3 separate regions of the Mus musculus genome follow, and regions 2 and 3 are each linked to region 1. Evidence: chromatin contacts called from ENCODE Hi-C or POLR2A ChIA-PET data. All regions are on one chromosome and are shown on one strand. Each heading gives the region's core, a stretch centred on a gene start or an enhancer-like site at or near the end of the contact. The rest is flanking DNA. Distances are from core to core; before and after follow the strand shown. Region 1 overlaps Cabin1 (calcineurin binding protein 1). Region 2 holds the start of Smarcb1 (SWI/SNF related, matrix associated, actin dependent regulator of chromatin, subfamily b, member 1). Region 3 holds the start of Gucd1 (guanylyl cyclase domain containing 1).

What was found. Hi-C counts contacts between places; a loop is a spot of excess contacts on that map. ChIA-PET counts read pairs that join two places held with the same protein, here RNA polymerase II (POLR2A).
Region 2: POLR2A ChIA-PET joins it to region 1 with 18 read pairs in Patski. The contact joins the promoter of Smarcb1 here to the enhancer-like site in region 1. POLR2A ChIA-PET finds 5 or more read pairs at or near these places in 2 of 5 experiments (Patski and embryonic stem cell).
Region 3: a map of left cerebral cortex shows a loop between it and region 1 (2.7-fold over the local background). The contact joins the promoter of Gucd1 here to the enhancer-like site in region 1. A Hi-C loop is called at or near these places in 1 of 37 maps with a recorded cell type or tissue (left cerebral cortex).

The regions. Positions count from the first base shown.
Region 1 is chr10:75,703,117-75,706,554 of GRCm38, forward strand. All of the region lies in intron 26 of Cabin1 (calcineurin binding protein 1), which reads right to left. All of the region lies in intron 2 of Gm40696 (a long non-coding RNA gene), which reads left to right. Among named protein-coding and RNA genes, the nearest start is that of Gm40696, 7.7 kb to the left of the region's middle. Within about 2 kb of position 1,631, at least 2 of the 3 ENCODE cell types and tissues checked have a DNase peak (open chromatin) inside an H3K27ac peak, as active enhancers do; they include left cerebral cortex, where a contact is called at or near this core.
Region 2 is chr10:75,919,963-75,923,400 of GRCm38, forward strand. It overlaps Smarcb1 (SWI/SNF related, matrix associated, actin dependent regulator of chromatin, subfamily b, member 1), which reads right to left and starts at 1,652. Exons shown (of 9, transcript NM_011418.2): 1 at 1,341-1,652. The coding sequence starts at 1,433. Mmp11 (matrix metallopeptidase 11) reads right to left here. Exons shown (of 8, transcript NM_008606.3): 8 at 3,260-3,438.
Region 3 is chr10:75,515,793-75,519,230 of GRCm38, forward strand. It overlaps Gucd1 (guanylyl cyclase domain containing 1), which reads right to left and starts at 1,589. Exons shown (of 6, transcript NM_175133.2): 1 at 1,362-1,589. The coding sequence starts at 1,404. It overlaps Snrpd3 (small nuclear ribonucleoprotein D3), which reads left to right and starts at 2,250. Exons shown (of 4, transcript NM_026095.4): 1 at 2,250-2,333.

The sequences.
Region 1 (3,438 bases), core at 381-2,880:
GTGACCATTTCCAAAACTGTCATTATGATTACACAGGTCATTAAACACAGGTGCCTGTGCAATACCTGGCACCCATAAAAATGTCAGCCCAATTATCCATTCCTAATTGTTACAGAGACTAGGTACGATTTATCAGTAATGCCACACACTAACCATCAGACATTTTATTCTGAATAGTTTTGCTGAGCCACACTGCAGTGGGTTACGGGTGCCCTTTCTTAACCAGTGCCCAATCACTGACCTCAAGCCAAGAGAGAGACTTGCAGAGGAACACTGAGAACTAGCTCTGACCTCCAATACCTGCTCTGCTGCTCTGGCCATGAGACGGAGGTGTCAACACGTAGCACAGTAGAGACGGCTGTCAGGTCCACAGCCCAGTGAGTGATAGCTCCTAAGTTCAGCTGGCCAGATGTAATAAAAACAGAGGATTTGGGCCACAGAAGAGACCAAAGCTGGAATTGTCTTACTTGATAAAAAGCTCTTCCTTACTTTCAGGGTCAGGCATGGGGCTTCCTAAGTCCTGAGTGAGGGATAAAGGCCAGGCCTGCTACACTCAGAAGAAACTCCATCTTGGGTCTCCACTGTAAGGGACCACTGCTCCCTCTGCAGGACTGATAGCCCATTGCTGTCTCCGTAGAAAGAGAATATTGAGAAATGGTGACCATTATTAATTACACTTACAGTAATCATATAAAAAGTCAGTATAATGGATACATGGGGGAGAACCACAGCATTACAGAGGCCAGAGGACAATGCTTTCATCAGTCATCTCCTCCATCTACATGAGGACTCCAGGCACAGGCCTCAGGGAACAGGCTTGCTTAGCGAGTGCCTTTACCTGCTCTATCTTGCTAGCCCTTGTTGAAGAACTTTGAACTAAAGGGTCTTTGGTGCACATTCCAATCTCATATCTGCTACTGACATGCTAGACAAACATGGCTGAGTAAGTCTACTGCCTTAGGGCTCCCATTTCATGTTTCTTAACACAAGCATCCTTATTCCTGAACATGGGATCTCCACAGGCTCTACCCCCTCACACACGCTAATGACAGCATAATGACCTATCCCATCCCACAGCATTCGCACTGGCCTAGACAGAAACATGAATAGCTTGGGCAATGCCAGAGAGGCCTGAAAGTCTCCAGAAGATGGCAGCCATGCCCTTGCTGTTAGCATCCCCAAGAGAGCCAGGCCAGGGCCAGCTCATCTCAGGCAACAGGAAACACGCTGTGGGGACTGCAGACTGAGAAGCATAGCCAACCAACACTGAGCTTCAGGAAAGCATCCAGGCTTTGCCAGGATGATCTCACCACTGGCACAATGCCTCACTAGCTCACTGGCTCTCAAGCTGTTAGGCTCGCAGCCTAAAGGAATTGCCAGTTTGGTGGAATCCCAGCTGTGATCATTGTAAAAACAGAGGATTGACTTGAGCAAATGGGTATTTACTCCTAATGAGCTAATGCCTGCGCAATGCTTCAACACGAGGGGACCACGGATCCACAAGCAACATGGGGAAGACAGCCAGACTATAACGGGAATGCTGTGGGCAAGAAGAGATGATGGAACGGAGGGTTGTGCTCCACTGAAAAGCAACACCCCGCAGAGAGAACACTCTTAAGCCTCTTAAAATGCCATGAGAGGCACAGCAGCCACAGGGGAGGGGCCAGGCTGGACAGCCTGGGGATGCACTTCCCCAACCTCTCACATGCGTGAGAAGCTCTGAGAGCTGGCAGAGCTCAGGCTGCCACCGCTACTGAGGATGTTGTGGTAGCTCCAGTTCTCTCCTCAGGGATGAACACAGTATAAAGCAGCCCTAATAAAAGCACAGCTAATGGAGCCAGAATCACCACAGTCCTGTGGCAACACCTAAAGGTCACAGTGCTGGACAGTGCCGGGGGTTAAAGGTTGTACACAACAAAGACTAGGAAGCCGGAGCCAGCAGGGCAGGCTGCTGCCTGCTCGTGGGATGCTGGGGGCTTACATGTATTAGAAATAGAAGACGGCAATGGCCATCGACATAGGTCAGTAGATGTAGGCCAGTCATTAGGATTTCTATCTGGCATGCATAAAGCCCTAGGCTCAATTCTCAGCACCACATAAACTAGTAACTCCCATACCCACTAGGAGAGGCAAGAGCATCAGAAACTAGCCAAGTCATCCTTGGCTAGAAAGAGGGTAAGTATCTTCTCCTGTCCTGCTTCTTCCAAGACTAAAGGCATGAAAGACTTGTATTTTTTAAATTATGTGTAGAGGCCAGAGTGTTGAATCCCCTGAAGCTGGAGCTAGAGGAGGTTGTGAGCCATGTAACACGGGTGCTGAGGATTGATCTAAGTCCCCTGGAAGAAAGGCAAGTGCTCTTATTCTCTGAGCCATCTTCTCCAGGCCCAAGATTAGAAACTTTAAATTGCAACTTCTTTTCTCTTCATTGTATACATGTGAATGCAATGCGAGCATTGTGTGTACGTGGAAGGTCCCTCAGGCATAGTATGTGTCTTTTCCTAATGAGCCCTCCCTCTGTCTTGCTACCCCATCCCCCTCCTCCTTCTCCTCCTTTGCAGTAAGAACGTTACTACACAGCCCTGGGCCTTGGGATCCTCCTACTTCAGGCTCTTGATTTCTGGGATTGCAGGCAAGTGTCACCACACTCAGCAAAGGTGAATTTCTTCAAATAAGATACGTTAAGAGGTTGCAAAGTTCAGGATTTTGTTTTTCTCTGTTCCTGCAGGTCTGGTGAGTATGAAATGGTGGGTAAGATAATCCTGATTACAAAGTCCAAGAAGACACACATGGTTCCACATCAAGTACCCAACTGGCCAGAGGAAGCCAAGTTTCCCTTCTTTCAGAGCCATAGGGTAAAGACGAATGAAAAACTCTTAGAAGATACCCAGAAGCCTAGCCTGTGGTATACAACTATAATCCCTGCACTCAGGAAGCTAAGGCAGGAGCCAGCCTGCGCTACCTGTCAGGATCTGACTTTAAAATATAAATAGATAAGTAGGTTGCTGTAGTGTGCATGCATACAGAGCCTCCCCATCCCCTCTCCCAGGGAGCCATATCTTCTCTGGCACAGCTGACTGAGGACCTTGAGGAGGCAAACAGACAAAGATAAGAGAGAAAGTGTGCCAGGCACATTTCGCAATATGATAAAAGTACCCTCTTTCTGCGACCAGCTAATGAAGGATGGCTCAGGGGCTGGATGAAATCAGACAAACAACAGAGCCTAGTAGCTCTCCCACAACAGAAGGCCAGCCTTAGACTCTAAAGTCGGATCAGTTAGTTAGGAGTAACAAGGAAAACTGTGTGAAGCCTGGGGCAGCCTCTCCTCCTCCTCCTCCTCCTCCTCCTCCTCCTCCTCCTCCTCCTCCTCCTCCTCCTCCTCCTCCTCCTCCTCCTCCTCCAGAAGCCATGCCCTTGAGGCTTACCAGTGGGGCAGAAGGA
Region 2 (3,438 bases), core at 402-2,901, 220 kb after region 1:
CAGCAACCACGTGGTGGCTCACAACCACCTGTAATGAGATTTGATGCTCTCTTCTGGGGTGTCTGAAGACCGCTACAGTGTACTCATAGACATAAAATAAATAAATAAATAAATAAATCGAAAAGAAAAGAAAAGAAAAGAAAAGGAAGGAAGAAAGAAAGAGAGGAGGGGAGGAGAGACATAAACTGGTTGGGGGTTGCCCTTAGATGGAATGAAGTTAGTTTGAGATAGACAATCTGCACCAAAAAAAAAAAAAAAAAAAAAAAAGGTAGAAAGAAAGAAATTTCAGCTGAGCAGTGGTGGCACACGCCTTTAATCCCAGCACTCAGGAGGCAGAGGCAGGCACATTTCTGCCAGCCTGGTCTACAGAGTGAGTTCCAGGACAGCCAGGGCTACACAGAGAAACTGTCTCGAAGAAGAAAAAGAAAAGAAAAACAAAAAAAACAAAAAAACACAAAGATTTGGCTGGTCTCTAGGGTTAATTGAAGGGATTTTCTAAGGTTGTGGTTCTCAACCTTCCTAATGCTGTGACCCTTTAATACAGTTTCTCATGTTGTAATGACCCCCTCCACCATAAACTTTTTTCGTTGCTACTTCATAACTCTAATTTTTGCTACAGTTACGAATCATAATGTAAATACCTAATATGCAGGATCTTTGATATGCGACCCCTGTGAAAAGGGTAGTGGCTGGCGCACAGGTGCGATCCTAAGGAACCCTGTCCACCTGACTGCACAGAAGCTGTCTCTTCTAGCTCTGGGTTCTGGGTTAGCGACCCTTCAGATTTATCCCCTATAAAAACTCAAAATTAGTTCACTGATCTCCAAAACGTTAGTGCTTCCGACCTCAGGGCCTCAATCCACTCAAAAGCAAACATGTCCAATCACTTTCTAAACATCATAAAAGCTCTCTGCAGTCCACCTCGCAAGCAACAACACAAAGGGGAAGAGGCTTTCCTAAGCTTCGGGCTTACAAGTAGAGATTTCGAGACCGGGGCAGTGGGGTGCACGAGAGCTGCCAAAGGGTTCAAGGGCAGTGTTGCACCTCCACTTCCAAGCGCCCAGGGGCTTCCCGAACATCCTTTCCCCATCTGCCTAGAGTGTACCGGCTCGACGCTCTAAGCTAGGACAGATGCTTAGGGTCTGAACAACGTTAAGTGGGTAAAGAAAACCCAGGACGGTCCAGGCGGGACCGGCCACGCCCACCAGGCCACGCCCCAGCTGCGAGCACGCGCCCGCCTCCGCGATGAATGGAGGCGCGCTCTCGGGGAGCACTAGCCCGCCCCGGGACTCGAGCCGGCCAGCCGCTGCCCGGGAAGCCGAGAACGCGCCGCGGGCTACCTCGGAGCCGATCATGTAGAACTCCCCGTCGTCCTCCAGCTGAAACTTGACGGGCTTCTGCCCGAAGGTCTTGCTCAACGCCATCATCATCATGGCGGCGGGGGAAACCGGCAGCCGGGGTCGAGCTGGAAAGAATCCGGTGGGCTAGGGCGGGGCCGAGGCGCGTCGGACCGAAAGGAACGGAGGCCTGGAGGTGAAGGTCGGGCAGGGCAAGCCGGGCGAACCGGGCGAGCGCTCGTGTCACTACTGGGCTCCTTGGCCGTCTCTGCAACGAGCAGGCCGCCCTCGGTGCGCATGCGTGGAGAAGCTGACGCTAACGTGCGCGCCGCAGCCTGCGCGACTCAAGGCCGAGCGCGTTCCCGCAAGCCCTTAAAGGGACCCGAGTTCTTTTTTGCTTCCTAGGCTTCCTCCCTGGGCGGGTAAGGAGGAAAACCTCTCAGCGACCGAAATAGCCACTGAGGCCCTGACTCAGGCGGTAGCTTTCCTAGTCGCATAGCCAGAGCTGGCACTCCGCCCCGGGATGAAGGAAAAAAATGAGACGTTAAGCGAGGAGAAGGACCGCTCTATCTGGAAGCCCGAGGGAAGCTGGGTGGGCATGGCGACCCCACGCTAGCGCCTCAGGTTTTCCACCCGAAAGTGCGTTAGGAATAGCTAGCTATCCACTCCAGGCCAACAGCAGTTCCCGAGGCAGTAGGGATGGGAAGAATGACAATACTGGATGGAGGTTGGTACTATTCAAAGATCTAGGTGATGTGCCAGATGAACGGGAGGAGGCACTTGCATTCCTTCCTTACCTCTGCAAGCTTGGTGCCCACAAGCCCAGCCCTGGTCTGTGCCTCTGCCCGCCTTGGGGCATAACAGCCCCGAGAGAAGACAGTGCTTCTGGAACGTGTCCAAGCAGTCCACCCCCTGTTGAACAGAGCCGTGACTCCAAAATGTTTAATGTTTATTGTAGCACTATTACAGGAGCTTAAGTTATAGCCTAGCCTAGGTAGCTATTCAACAATAGAGGAATGGATGAAGAAAATGTAGTCTAGGCTGGGTGTGGTGGTGCAAGCTTTTAGCTTCAGTTCCAAGACAGTCAGGGATATGTTGAGCAACTCTGTCCCAGAAAACAAAAAAGAGTGTGAAATGTGTGTACATGTGTTTTTTGTTTTTCAGCCACAAAAGTGAAATTACATTGTTTTCAGGAAAATGGATGCAACTAAGATATCATATTAAACAAATCAGGCCAGTCTCAGAAAGACAAATACGTTTTCTCTCATTTGTGCTTTCTAGATTTTCCTTAGATACATAAAATATGTATTCCACAGAACATTAAAGTAAAAGTGACATTGTGTATGGGAGCAAAGGGACTAACAACCTAGTGTAGGGGAGGTGGGGGCATGGTGGGATGTGCAAAATACAAACACTTCTCTGAAAGCAGCAGGACAAACAGTGGCCAGCTTCATAAGGGTCAGTCTAATGAGACTGCAATTGTGACTGGGGTCATGATGAAGGAGATGTTAAAGAACTAGGAAAGGCTGTGGTAACCAGGAGTTTGCCCACTGATCTCACAGCCATGGGAACCAGAGGGTTAAGGGCCAGGGGTGGCTCACACTTTTAATCCCAGAACTCCAGAGTCATAGGCAGGCAGACCTCTGTGGGTCCCAGGACAGTCAGGGATGTATAATGAGACCATGCCTCCCTCAGCTCCCACCCCCAGTAGTTAGGCATGATCTGATAAAATGATACTGCTTTTGCTGAGACAGCCAGTCAGTTAGAAAGCCACTGTGGGTATACCTCTATTTGTTCAGGAATGGGACAGGAGAGACTCTAAATATGGGTCCTAGCCCCAGGGAAACAGTCTTGGGGCACAAAGGCTCTAACCCTTACTCCCAAATCTTGACTGCAAATTGCAAAGAAAAACAGACAGGCGCTTAGAAAACACTCATGTTTAATGACAGTCTTGGCTTTTTTGGGTTTTGTTTTTTGTTTTTTTAAAAAAGTCTTTATACACTGTATACACATGTACATGGCTTAGAGGGTACCTGTGCTAGGAAGAGGGCCCCAGAAAGAAATGGCCTGGGGCAAGGCTGTGAGGTATGTGGGGCCTTTG
Region 3 (3,438 bases), core at 339-2,838, 190 kb before region 1:
TTCTAATTAGTTGAACTATGCCCTCTAAACTGTGGTATAGGACAGTTGCTCCTCAGGGTCCTAAGAGACTCCGGTGTCTCTCCTCTTTCACTGAACCTTAGAAGCCCTACATCCTGAGGCCTCACAAGGCAAACATCCCTGCTTAACTATCCTGATCTTGCTTAGCACAGGGAAGATGCTTTCTGGGGCGAGGTGATAAGGGTAGAAGCAGCCTTGGTGTTTGTCCTGATAACAGCTTTGGCATTCAGAGCCCAAAACTGCTTTGGATATTGATGCCTTAAGCCAAGACAGTCCTCTACCTGAAACCTAGGGTCTGCTTTGGAGAAAGCCCTGACCTAGCTTCAGCTGTCTGGTTGCCACAAGAGAAAGCAGACAGACAGCTCTTCCTGGTTCTTTAACCCTCTCAGCCTGTCTGCTCACCTCAAAAGGTACTGAAAGCAGCGGTCACCTACTTCACTGGGATTTATGAAGATTAATTCTATGCTATCTATAAACACCTTAACACTGCATCTACCTCTTAGTCACCCTACACAAGTGAGCCATTATCTGCTGAGGCTAAGATAGGGGCAATGATCTAGTCAAAGTTCACAGCGGTGGCTAACTGGAGAAGTAAATATGTAATCCCAGTACAGGTCCAAGCTCAGCTCCTCCAGGTTACAACCAGAAGGAACCACTCCCTGAACGTGATGCCAACTGACACTAAAGGGTTTGGGTCCCATAACCTTTGACCCCTCCCCTGAGATGGCACCTCAACTGTTTACAGTTTATTAATATCAACTCTTGTGTGTTAAGCTCCACCATAACTTCCCGCTGTCCCCACTTCGTGAGTAAGCAAAGGGGCTCGGGTTTCCTCAGGGCAGAGGGAACCAGTAAGCGAGTAACCAAAACAGTACCAAGACAAAAAGCGCTGAGAAAAAGATGTTCCCTTTGCTGGGTGCTCCCAGGCCATTCTTTTCCCCCTCTTTCCCGCCCCTTTGCTGAGAGCTCTCAAGCCATTCTTTCCCCCTCTTTCTCGGCCTCAGGCTTTCCACAGTTCCCCGGGGAATAGGATCACCCAACGTGCTTCAAGCAGGGCTATTCGATTCTGGACAAGGTTGTGCCTTTTTGCCCCTTGGACTTTTCCACTTGACGGCTCTCAGCACTCCCTGGGCTTCAAGCCCCAGGAGACTCAGGAACGACCCTAAGTGGAGGACAGGAGATGAGAAGGAATATCCACCTAGCTAGGACCCACTAGAAGCTCCAGGCTGGGCTGAGGCCGCAGACGACCCAAGGTCGCGCGCGGCCAGACCCTGCCCGGCTCTAGGGCGGAGTCCCCCTCCGTTCCCCCGGTTGAAGGCAAGGCCCTGAAGAGAGGCACTGACCGGGCTCGAGCGGCTGCCCCGCTGCCTCTGCCTCCGTCCTCATGACCCGGATGGCGCAGGGCGCCCATGGCCCCGGCCTGGAGCTGATTGCAGCGGCGACTTCTGCTGGGCAGCGAGCGCGGCCAGTGAGCGCAGAGTTCCTCCTCCTCCGCCTCCGCCGCCGCCGCCGCCACCGCGGTTCAGAGCCGGGTAGGCGGTGGCTAGGCCGCCTCAAGCCACGCCTAATCCCTTCCAGGTCTGGGCGCTGGAAACCCGCCCCTTCCATAAGCCACGCCTCTTCCCTTCCACCCCCACTTCTCCTTCCAGAACCCGCTACCCGTAGGTCCTTCCCTGAAACGCTCCGGGGGCCCCTCCCCCTCCCCGAGCCCCGCCCCTCCCCGAGCCCCGCCCCCAAAGCCCTTCCCCTAGCGACGTGGGCTCCCCACGCTCTCCCTCCGCTAGGTCTGTTCTTCTGCAGCCTCAGATGGAAGCTCTGGTTCTCCGCAGTGCCTTATCGAGACTCCAGGGAACACTTTCCCGACTCCTTTTAGGTCTTCTTACCCAGACAAGGAATAATGAGAGTTCCCAGGGCTCAGTGCGTCCCTTACCTGCCGGTGGCCGGATCCAAAGCTTAAATCTCTAGTCCAAGCCTCACTTCCTGTCTCCCCAGAGCACTGGGCTCAAGCCCAGATCCCGCCCAATCCGCCACTACAGTACTCAGGGTTACCATGTTCCCTTGTTGGGCTCCAGGATTGGTGTTTCCGGCGGTCCCCCGGGCCCTCTCCGGTGCCGGAACTATTGTGCTAGAGCCCTGGTTTCCCCAGCCGGCTAAGTGAGAGTGAAGGGCAAGTAGGCTTAAAGGAAAGGGAGGGGCCTGCGCAAGGCATTCTGGGAGCGCGTGGTATTCGTGAGAGTCGGGCCGGTCGTTCTCTCGCCTTCGCCTTCTAACGTTTGTGCCAGAACCGGAAAAAAAATAAAGCCTGCAGTTAATTGGTGAGGAGAGGCGGCTAACGGGAGAGAGGAGGCCAGGGCTTCCCCAGGGGGTTTAGGAGCTGGAAGGGCCGCTGCGGAGGAGCTCAGCGGGGCTTGCTTAGCGGAGGGCGGGAAGCCAGGGCCTATCCAAAGCTCATCTCCCGAACCCTTGAACAGTTATTAATTTACGCCTAGTCTGCACGTTCGGTGCCTTCTCAGGTCACCGATTTCCGAAGCTTACGGGCAGTCATTTCTTGCTAATTACCTCCTTTCCTTTTGGATCATCATTTACAACGTCCCTTTCATCCCTGCCTCCACTCCCATTCCTGCAGTGGCCCTCTTTTCCACGCTGCTGCAGAAGTTTAATCAAGTTGCCGTGCTATATGTTCGATCCACTTTGTAGATGCTACTCTTTTTTTTTTGAACCTTTGGCTATCATCCTGCAGTGTTTCCCTACCATTTTCAGCATGGAAACCCACACTCCTAAAGTTGAAAGCCGTGGTTCCTCACCGAGAGAGAGAGACTGTGTTTAGCATCCTTACAGTCTTCTCATGCAAATAAATGGTGTGCTCCGGTTTTGAGTCGTTTCCAATCTCAGCATTTTAAAAGCCCTGTGCATAGTCTTTGTCTTGTAGTGAGACTTAAAGTCGAGCGTTTACCCTATTTCTCTGCTTGATGAACATTTCCTATTTATAGCACCGTAGCCTTGACAGTTTTGGTCTGCTTTTTGGTGGGGATTCAAAACGCTGGATTGAAAAGCGCAAGCTCTTTTTCCTAGCTTCCTTGGGGCTCAGGTCTATATGTACTATTAGGTTCTGTAGCCTTTATCCAAATGTGGTGGCTGACTACTTGGGATATTTCTGGTGTGACTGAAAGACTGAGTTTGCTTTTATTTGCATTTTATTTAACTCCATGTAAACAGTGATTTGTTTACACTCCGGGTCTATATCATAGCCCTTTTAGTGACTATAAAGGGTCATATGGCTGGGATGAGAATGGGGGTAGTACTCTTTGTTCCCATTACTTTTCATTGTCCAGCTTACCATCCTTCCCTACCCTACGTGTTGCGCTAATTTGCTGTGGTGGTTCCTTGAGGCCAAGAGCCACACTCCTTCCACAGGAAACG